2 separate regions of the Homo sapiens genome follow, and region 2 is linked to region 1. A link is an interaction called in ENCODE POLR2A ChIA-PET data of the cell type or tissue named here. Cell type or tissue: Panc1. All regions are shown on one strand. Links, peaks and the distances in the headings refer to the core of each region. The heading gives the core; the rest is flanking DNA.

Region 1 (5,379 bases), core at 196-5,195:
AAATTTTATAGAGATGAAGTCTCGCTGTGTTGCTCAGGCTGGTCCCAAACTCCTGAGCTCAAGCAATCCTTCTGCCTCGGCTTCCCAAAGTGCTGGGATTACAAGTGTGAGCCACTGTGCCTAGCCTGATTTTCATTTTGAAATTTGATTTACTTGAATGATTCTGTGAAAAGCCCAAGTGTATTACATTAGTCAACATCTTTTCCCAGCTGAGCGTGGGGGCTTACCAGTCTGGGCAGCATAGCGAGATCTTGTCTCTACAAAAAAATTAAAAATTAGCCAGGCATGGTGGTGTGCACCTTTAGTCCCAACTACTTGGGAGGCTGAGGCAGGAGGATTGCTAGAGCCCAGGAGTTTGAGGCTGCAGTGAGCCGTGGTTGCGCCACTGCACTCCAGCATGGGCAACAGAGCAAGGCACTGTCTCAAAAAAAAAACCAAAACATTGGCCGGGTGCTGTGGCTCACGCCTGTAATCCCAGCACTTGGGGAGGCCGAGGCCAGCGGATCACGAGGTCAGGAGATCGAGACCATCCTGGTTAACACGGTGAAACCCCATCTCTACTAAAAATACAAAAAATTAGCCGGGCGTGGTAGCGGGCACCTGTAGTCCCAGCTACTCGGGAGGCTGAGGCAGGAGAATGGCGTGAACCTGGGAGGCAGAGCTTGCAGTGAGCCGAGATCGCGCCACTGCACTCCAGCCTGGGCGACAGAGCGAGACTCTGTCTCAAAACAAAACAAAACAAAACAAAACGAACAAAACATTTTTTCCCCTAGCCTGCTTGTACAATAAATCTACACAATCTAGAACATCATTTATTTTAAATTCTCTAATTAACAGCTTGATTCAGTCATTTCACAATGTATACACATATCAAAACACCATGTTGTATACCATAAATATATACTTTTGTTAATTGAAAAAATAAAAGTAAGAAACTTAAACAAAAAAATAGCCCAGCCAGGCGTGATGGCTCACATCTGTAATCCCAGGGCTTTGAGAGGCCAAGGTGGGCAGATCACTTGAGGCTAGGAGTTCGAGACCAGCCTGGCCAACATGGTGAAACCCCATCTCTACTAAAAATACAAAGATTAGCAGAGCATGGTGGTGCATGCCTGTAATCCCAGCTACTTGGGAGGCTGAAGCAGGAGGATCGCCTGGACTTGGGAGGCGGAGGTTGCAGTGAGAGGAGATCACGCCACTGCATTCCAGCCTGGGCAAGAATGAGACTCCATCTCAAAAACAAATAGATAAATAACAATAGCTCTTTCCATTATAGTGTTATTTTCTGGTATCATCTGTAAACCCAGTATTGAAGTGAAAGTGTTGGATTAATTTGAGAAGGAAAAGATGTACTTATCAAACACCTTATATTAAATTATTATCTATTATATTATTATTGTATTTGTTGAATACCACATATACATATTTAGTCCTCACAACCCTAATGGGACGTGTTATTCCCATTGTGTAGCTGAGGAAACTGACACTCTTCAAAGTTCAGCTTGTCTGTGGTTACCAGCTGTAATGGGGCCCCCAGTCATGGGGTGATTCTGTTTGCTCACACTCTTTCCACACCCTATCCCCGAAATGAAACAACTTGGAACTGTCTCCATTTTTATTATACTGTTCAATAAAAATTTGGGGGTTGCTTTGGCAGATAATCATATGCAAGCTCTATTTTCCAAATATCTCAACTTATTTTTCTGCTCTCTCGAATTCCTCCCTCCCCTCCCCCATTCCATTTCCTTGTGACCACATCTGCTTCTTGGAGAGACTTGCAGGATCTGACACATCCTCTTGGTTTCCTAAGTCTTATGACTAGCCAATGCCTGAAATAATGAACTCCTCCAAGGCAAGAAATCTGTTTTGAAGCTTCTCTGCGTAAGTATTAACACTTAATCTATTATTCGATGCATTTCATTTCCCTTTGTAGGTATCGGTTTTCTGAGCCTGCAGCCTTAGGCTAGTACCTTTTTTTTTTTTTTTAAGTTAGTTTCTGTTTTTTATTTGAGCTCTGTTAGAATCTTTAGATCTATCCAGTGGCTATAGTTTACTCTGTGCTGCGCCTTTCTGCTTTCTCTCTGCAAAAATTATGGCTTTTTAGCTATATTTCCCCAAACAGAGGTGAGGTACTGCTCTTATACAAATACTTGAAGTTATAAATCCCACCTGCATTAAAAGGAAAGTGAAGATTTATGACAATGCCTTCCCATTCTTCTCTTTCAACCCCAAAACCTCCACCATTTTTGAAACAAGGCAAGTTCTTTAGGGCTGGAGGTCTTCAATGGTATACACCATGAGGTAAAGATCAGCTTTAAAATAAATACGTACCTCCAAGGGAAGAAAATTGAACAGGCCATTCATTACTTTTCCTTCAGAAAGCTAAGGTACAACAGGAATAAACTTAACTTGTGAAGGTTTTATGAAAGGATTGCCACCTCCTGCCTTGATGAAAAGATTAACCTGATTTGGTGAAATATGCTGCTATTTGCAGGCAGGTGCTGGCCTGATTCACCAACTCTGTGTTAATTTGAGCCTGCAGAGGTACCTTTGATCAGCTCTCAGAGCCTCAGCAGTGGCTCAGGAAACATCAAAACGCTGTAGAGCAGGCTCTAATCTCAGCCTTCCTGTTTCTATGCTTGCTCACTAGGTTCACACACAGCAGCCTGGTTTCCTGGAAGGGCATTTTCCACATTGTGCGTTATGGATGATCATCCCAGGCATCAGGTGTGAAGCCCTGCATCCACATCCAGGGGCTATCAAATCTCTCTGCAAAAGGAGAAGCTGGACTCAGGCACGTTTACAGTGATGTGTATGCAGGTATATGTAAATTAATGCCTGCGTCTAATGCTGGAAGTAACAACAATTCAGTTCCGGGGAACTCTGTTGTCGTAATGCAGCTGCTAAGTGCAACATATTCTGTCCATGAAGTTGACACCTGGATAACAGGTTTGGGTGATAGTAACTGAGGCTTTGGCAGTGGATTGAGAACTCTGAGCTAGAAACATAATGGCAGTACCCTTTACTAAGCCAGGGTGGTAGGTCAGATAGCATGGGTATTTTTTCGAAAAGTTGAGCTCTTACCCTTTTTTTTTTTTGAGACAAGGTTTCACTTGTCCAGGCTGGACAATCATAGTTCACAGCAGCCTCACCATCCCAGGCTCAAGTGATCCTCCCACCTCAGCCTCCTGAGTAGCTGGGACTACAGGTGCACACCACCACACTTGGCTAATTTAAAAAAAAAAAAATGTACAGGCTGGGCGCAGTGGCTCACGCTTGTTATCCCAGCACTTTGGGAGGCCAAGGCATGGGGATCACCTGAGGTCGGGAGTTCAAGACCAGCCTGACCAACATAGAGAAACCCCATCTCTACTAAAAATACAAAATCAGCCAGGTGTGGTGGTGCGTGCCTGTGATCTCAGCTACTCGGGAGACTGAGGCAGGAGAATTGCTTGAACCCGGAAGGCAGAGGTTGCAGTGAGCCGATATCGCATCATGCACTCCAGCCTGGGCAACAAAAGCGAAACTCCGTCTCAAAAAAAAAATTTTTGTACAGACAGGGTCTCTCTATGTTGCCGGGGCTAGTCTCAAACTCCTGGGCTCAAGTGATCCTCCCGCCTCAGCCTCCCAAAGTGCTGGGATTATAGGCATGAGCCATTGCCCTTGGCCTCTCATCCTTTTTACTCTCAATGACAGGTTCATACTTGCCCTTGGGCTTTATTTCCCTTTCCAGGCACATTTCCCTTAACTCTGCTCCAGAGTCTTACACTCCCATGTTTGGAATTTTAAAAAATTGATGCATTTTTTACATTGCATTGGGAGATATTTTAGAACCACTGGGGAGCTGGGCGCGGTGACTGACATCTGTAATTCCAGCACTCTAGGAGGCTGATGCTGGTGGATTACTTGAGGTCAGGAGTTCAAGACCAGCCTGGCCAACATAGCGAAACCCTGTCTCTACTAAAAATACAAAAATTAGCCAGGCATGGTATCGCATGCCTGTAGTTCCAGCTACGCATCAGTAGGAGGCTGAGGAATGAGAATCACTTGTACCTGGGAGGCGGAGGTTGCAGCGAGCTGAATTTGTGCCATGGCACTCCAGCCTGCACAACAGTGAGACTTTGTCTCAAAAAAAAAACACTAAGGAAACAGGGGAAAGAGAATTGAACTTCTGTAGCTGCTCAAGTCATTTGGCATCTCTAAATCTGGGCTTCTTCATCTCTCGTTATATAAAAAAACAGATACCTAAATTTCAAGGTTGTTGAGGATTAAATGAGGTAACAATGTAGAACCTCTTTAGAGTTTTAGAGCAAAGCTGATTGACCTACAAATCCATGTTATTGTTGGATCTTAGATGAGCAAATCTACCTGGCTCAGGTTCTGACTCCGGTTTCCACTTGCCGCCTGGGAGGTGACTGTCCCCAAGTCCGCCTCTGAGGTGGTCCTGCTGGGTCCTGGCCTCGCCTATTTCCCACACCTCTCGTCTGCCTTTCTCCAGTTTCTTACAACAGCAGCAGTAAAGTTCCCTTCCCCCGATCCTTAATGCTGTCTTTACTTCTCTCCTATGATGTTATACAAGGAAGTAGTGTGAGGGCTTCAGGCGGGGGCTGTAGGCTGGAGATAGTGGTGGCTGTTGTAGTGCTGATGAGGTCATCATCATCCCTGAAACCAAGCTGCGTGATTTTTTTTTTTACCACTGGCATCATTCCTATAATGCAGAAAACAACACCAGGTCTTTTTTTTTTTTTTTTTTTTTTGAGACCGAGTCTCTCCCTGTCACCCAGGCTGGAGTGCAATGGCGCAATCTCGGCTCACTGCAACCTCCACCTCCTGGGTTCAAGTGATTCTCCTGCCTCAGCCTCCCGAGTAGCTGGGATTACAGGCGTGTGCCACCACGCCCAGCTAATGTTTTGTATCTTTAGTAGAGACGGGGTTTCACCATGTTGGCCAGGCTGGTCTCAAACTCCTGACCTTGTGATCCACCCGCCTCGGCCTCCCAAAGTGCTGGGATTACAGGCGTGAGCCACCGCACCTGGCCCAACACCGGTTCTTTATTACTAAAGGGCTAACCACTCAGAGCCTCCAATTTGCTTTCTCCTTCTCCCTCTGGGCTCACGTAAGTAGAACACTCTGAAGAAGCCTCAATCTGCTTTTTGTGATTTCGATATGCAGTAACCCAAGCTGCCCCCGATACAGAAGGAAGAGAACTGAGCTTAGCTCCAGAAGACCTAACTATGACACTAGGCCAGCATAATACTAGCTGGGTGGCTAGGAGTAAACTAACTTCTTTGAGCTAGTTTTCTTGTCAGTAAAGCATAGAGTTGGATTAGATGATATCTTTAGCCTCTGAAATCTCTAACTTTCTAAGGACATAAATAA
Region 2 (5,379 bases), core at 89-5,088, 320 kb after region 1:
CTGTCTGCCACAAGATCCTTTCATGTATTTCTCCTACTTTATAATATCAATATCAATATGGAAAAGGATTTATTTATATATTTTTTAGAGACAGGGTCATGCTATATGTTGCCCACCAGGAGTGCAGTGGTGCAATCTTAGCTCACTGGCTCACTGCAACCTCGAATTCCTGGGCTCAAGTGATCCTCTCACTTCAGTCTCCCAAGTAGCTAGGACTACAGACATGCACCTCCATGCCCAGCTAATTAAAAAAAATTTTTAAAAACGTTTTTTGTAGAGATGTGGTCGGTCTTGTTATGTTTCCCAGGCCGGTCTTGAACCCCTGGGCTTAAGTGACCCTCCTGCCTTGGCCTTTCAAAGTGCTGGGGTTGCAGGCATGAGCCACTCTGCCTGGCCCAATGTTTATTTTTAAATATGTGATTGTTAAAGGTGTGAGATACCAGACATATGATATTATGTATCTTGTTTTTTAATAGATAATTTATCTTGTACATTTTTTATGTCAGTTCATTCAGAGGCCCTCATTATTTTTAGCAGTTGCACAGTATCCCATAGCATGAATATTTCATGATTTACTTAATATTTTCCTACTAATGGACAGAAATTGTAGCAGCTTTCAATTTTTTTTTTTTTTTTTGAGATACAGTCTTGCTCCTGTTGCCCAGGCTGGAGGGCAGTGGTGCGATCTTGGCTCACTGCAACCTCCGCCTTCCTGGGTTCAAGCTATTCTCCTGCCTCAGCCTCCCGAGTAGCTGGGACTGCAGGCACCTGCCACCATGCCGGCTAATTTTTTTTGTATTTTTAATAGAGATGGGGTTTCACCATGTTGGCCAGGCTGGTCTCAAGCTCCTGACTTTGTGATCTGCCCGTCTCAGCCTCCCAAAGTGCTGGGATTATAGGCGTGAGCCAGCAGCTTTCAATTTTGTACCTTGTGTGTATATGTTTGTGTCCTTAGATAAGATTGTCTACAGCAGAGATACCCGTAAGGGGACCTGCTGGGAGCAAAGGATAATTTATATTTTCAAAGGGCATTTACAAATTTTGATCTATATTTACATATTATATACCATTAAATAAAGTAGAAATTTTAAAAACATATTGCTGTTCAAATTCTTATAAATTCAACAAGTTCAGATCTTTTCTTGATGGATTCAACTACTTCTCATCTAGGTACAAGGTACACACCGCTACATTTGATTAAACATGCTTGATTTGATTAAAATACAGCTATCCTTGTTGTTGTTATTGTTGTTTTTTTGTTGTTTAAAAACTCTACGGGAGATTCTATTCCAAGCTTGGAACAGTATTCCAAGCTTGGAACAGTATTCCAAGCTGTTCCCAATGACCATCTTGGTGTGGAGACACAAAGAATGCCTCAATGATCATTAAAGTTCACTTTTGCTCTAAGATTTTTTTTTTTTTTTGGACAGAGCCTTGTTCTGTTGTCCAGGCTGGAGTGCAGTGGTGCAATCTCGGCTCACTGTGACCTCCGCCTCCTGGGTTCAAGCAATTCTCCTGCCTCAGCTTCTAGAGTAGCTGGGATTACAGGTACGTGCCACCACGCCTGGCTAATTTTTGTATTTTTAGTAGAGACGGGGTTTCACCATGTTGGTCAGGCTGGTCTCGAACTCCTGACCTCAAGTGATCCGCCTGTCTTGGCCTCCCAAAGTGTTGGGATTACAGGCGTGAGCCACTGAGCCCGGCCTTGGTCCAAGATTTAAAGTATGAAGCATTCGGCACAAAACAAAGACTAATCATGTGAAGAGAGACTTTGCAGGTGTTGATGATGCATAAATCAGAAGAACTCAAGGGAGACGCCAAATCCCTTTAGAATGGCCCAAGTTTTTCTGGGTAGGGGGAAGAAAATGCAATGGCAATGACTCACCAAAGTCCACCAAAATGTTTTCACTGTACTGATGAGCTATCAAACATCTTTACAGACCTTCAATGCACAATTCCTCTTTGTTCTTTTAAATAAGAACGTGACTTCCCATCTTTTCAAACTTATATTTGAATGTCTTTTAAAATGCCTTTGACCTCAATTATTATGACTTTTCTTGTTTTTTAAATGTTGGACTTCACCAAAATTAAAAATTTTTGTGAGTCAAAGGACACCTCAAGAAATTGAAAAGACAATCCAAAGAATGGGAGAAAATTTTTGCAAACCATATCTCTGATAAAGAACTTATATCTAGAATATATAAACAACTCCTACAACTCAATTATTCAAAGACAAATACCTCAATCAAAATGGGTAAAAAATTTGAATAGATATTTCTCCAAAGAAAATATACAAGTGACCAACAAGCATATACAAAGATTCTCAAATGGTTAGTCATTTGAGCAATGCAAATCAAAACCACAGTGAATTACTACTTCACACCTTCTAAGACAACTACAATAAAAATGGATAGATAAGAATATGTTGTCCAGGATGTGGAGAAATTGGAGCGCTTATACACATCTAGTGGGAAGAAAAAGGGTACAGCCACTTTGGAAAACAGTCTGGCAGCTCCTCAGAAGGTTATAAATGAAGTTAGTATATGAACCAGCAATTCTGCTCCTAGCTATATACTTGGGAGGAATGAAAACATATGCCCACATAAAAACCTGTACACATATGTTCATAGGAGCATTACTCATGATAGCCAAAAGTGAAACAATCCAAAGTTCATCAACTGATGGATGAATAAATAAAATGTGGGTTTTCCACACAGTAAAATACTATGCAGCTCTAAAAAGAAATGAACTACTAATGCATGCTACAACATGGATTAACCTTGAAAACATTATGCTAAATGAAAGAAAGGGTCACATGTGCAAAATGTCCAGAATGGGCAAATCCATAGAGACAAAGTAGAATGGAGCTATCTGGGGCTGTGGGGAGGGCTGGAGGGAAATGGGGCATGACTACCAATAGGCATGGGGATTTGTGGGTGCTGAAAATGTTCTAAAATTGATAGTGGTGGTGCACAGCTGTGAAGATACAAAAAACCATTGCATCGTACACTTAAAAAATGGGTGTGTTATATAGTATGTGCATTATATCTAAATAAAGTGGTTACTACAAAAAGCAATATCCTTTGGAAGTTGCTTACATGTGAATATAAGGCTTTTCCCTTTCTATGGATGCCACAGCGATTTCGAGAGGGGTAATACTGGTGGTGGTGAGAATCTTATGTGTCCTCATAAGTGAAACCGATGTTTAAGCACTGAGGTAAAGTGCTTAAATTAATCTGCTTTTTGTCTGCTTTTTGCTCCTGGCCCCTGGCTGGTGGGCTCATTTTTCTCTCTGTATGCTGATCTTGTGTGTCCAACAAAAGCATAATTTCCAAATTTGAGCATGAGGTCTTTTGTCTACAATGGAAGTCATTGCACAGACTAGAGTGTAAAGAAACAAATTGTGTTTGTGTGTATGTTTGCAAATCCATGTGTAAGTGGGAGGCCGATGAAGGGAGAAGTGTCAGCCCCCAAGCCATTGTTTGTTCCTGTGTGCTGCATCCTAGGCTCCCCCGAGTTGGCCTGTTTAGGCGCACAAGGCACCTCATCTCGGCTGCTTCTTTCTTGGACCCCCCCTAGTTGTTGGGTCTCGATGTGTAGCAACAACCTGGGGGCCGGGTACTCACCAACCTCTATCCTAGCCTTCTTTTCTATCAAGGTTTGTTTTCCGTTTTCTTCTTCTTTTTCGTAAGCTGTTATAGTCTCTGGAATGACTTGGGTCTGCCGTGTATGTGTTATTTTTTAAGAATCCTGGAGAATCTATTTTTACTCCTCTGTTCAGGTGTCCAAATGCTGAAGACATTTTCTCCCAATCAACGGCAACCCACCCACAATGTCAGTGCGTTCTCTGATTAGGCCTCTTGATGACGGCCGGATCCCTGCCCGGCTCTGCGCCCGCGATGCTCCTGGGGTGCCCACACAGAACTGCTCCTGACGAGGAAAAAAGGGGGACGTTCCAGGCCCAGTCTGGATCCAGTGCAATGAGCGAGAGCCTTGGGGAAAAGGCGCTGCCAGAATTTTATTTTGTTAAAAACTGTATTGAGAAAACAAAGATAATCTCTAGAATTGGTTCTAAAATTCAAGTGAAACCTGTAAACATGCAGGTGACAGGGCTCTGGCTGCCTCCCTGGCCTCGTCTTCTACCCCTTGTCCCTTGTCCTCCTGCTGCCAGCCACTGGCCTTCTTGCTGCTCCCTGTATCATACAACCACGCTCCTGCTGCAAGGCCTTTTCTGGGTTTGTAAAATGAAAACCCAGGTACTTCTCCCTTTAAAAAAAATCCACCTTACTTTACAGACTGAAAAATAATGACTGCTTCCCTTCTCATATGTTTTTAAATAATCTATGCAGCAGTTGTGCATTCATTCACTTCATTTGTGCTCCCACTGATGGAAGTAGTTTTGAAGAACAGGCTGTATTAGTTTCCTGTTGCTGCTGTAACAAATTACCACAAGCTTAGAGGCTTAGAAAACCCACAGAGTTATTATCTTACAGTTCTGGAGGCTGGAAGGCTGGAATGGGTCTTAAGGGCTGCAGTCAAGGTCTCAGCAGGGCTGAGTTGCTTACGGATGCTGGAGGGGACAGCCTGTTCCTTTGCTTTGTAGGGGCCCAAGGAAAACATCCCCTTCGCCCTCTGAAGGTTCACTGAAAAACTGGCTGACAAAAAGCAGATTAATAGAAAAAAAGGCATGCAACATTTATTCTAATGTGCATAGCATGGGAGAATTGCAGGAGAATGAGTACTCAATAACTCAGTGGAGTACAGATCTTATAAAGCCTTCTGCCTAGGGGAGGGGGACATGGGGGAATGTAGACCATTCTTTTGAGGGGCAGTAAATGATCATTAGGGAGAATGAATGGGCCTAGAAGACAGAAATTAACTTGTAAATGGAATTTGGATTTTGAATGAACCTGGGAGGTATTGTCTTGTGAAAAGGTCTGTCCAGGTGGGTTTGCATCCTCAGTGTTCTTTTCTGAGATAGCGAATGAGATTTACAGGGATGGGAGGTGGAAGGCAACTGTGGTTCTCTTTGGGGTCTGGTTCCCAGGTGGATAAGAGAATACCGAAGAAAAGCTTCGCCCTATGCCTTAGGAGAAACAGAGGATTGAAAGGGAGCAGGGGAGCAGGTCAGAGAGACCTTGAGGACTTTGAGGCTACTTCTGTAGTTCAGTCATATTTTGGGGTAAAGTGTGCTGGCTTCCTTCAGCCTTTTTTCCCTCCTAGAGGCAGTCTATATTTCTTGGCTGTGGCCCTTTCTTACATCTTCAAAGCCAGTGGTGCAGCATCCTCCAATGCTTCCTTCTCTCTCCAACTCTGCTTCTGCTGTCATCTCCTCCCCTGACCCAGACCCTCCTGCCTCCCTTTTATAAGATCCCTCAG

What was found. Peaks named below come from ENCODE experiments on the same cell type or tissue, not always from the same donor. Only the 100,000 strongest peaks of a DNase experiment are listed, where the experiment ranks them.
Region 2: POLR2A ChIA-PET joins it to region 1 with 6 read pairs; 3 of 35 experiments call an interaction of 5 or more read pairs at or near these places.

Annotation. Positions count from the first base shown.
Region 1 is chr18:3,464,477-3,469,855 of GRCh38, forward strand. GAPLINC (gastric adenocarcinoma associated, positive CD44 regulator, long intergenic non-coding RNA) reads left to right here and starts at 1,774. Exons shown (of 3, transcript NR_110429.1): 1 at 1,774-1,881; 2 at 2,651-2,820. All of the region lies in intron 2 of LOC105371965 (a long non-coding RNA gene), which reads right to left. RefSeq lists enhancers at 2,277-2,964, 4,662-5,379. In Panc1, for the core only: no CTCF peak of the experiment used is centred there; no DNase peak of the experiment used is centred there; H3K27ac peaks cover 4,195 bases.
Region 2 is chr18:3,780,732-3,786,110 of GRCh38, forward strand. The region is part of intron 5 of DLGAP1 (DLG associated protein 1); the gene reads right to left. Among named protein-coding and RNA genes, the nearest start is that of DLGAP1-AS3, 95 kb to the right of the region's middle. In Panc1, for the core only: no CTCF peak of the experiment used is centred there; no DNase peak of the experiment used is centred there.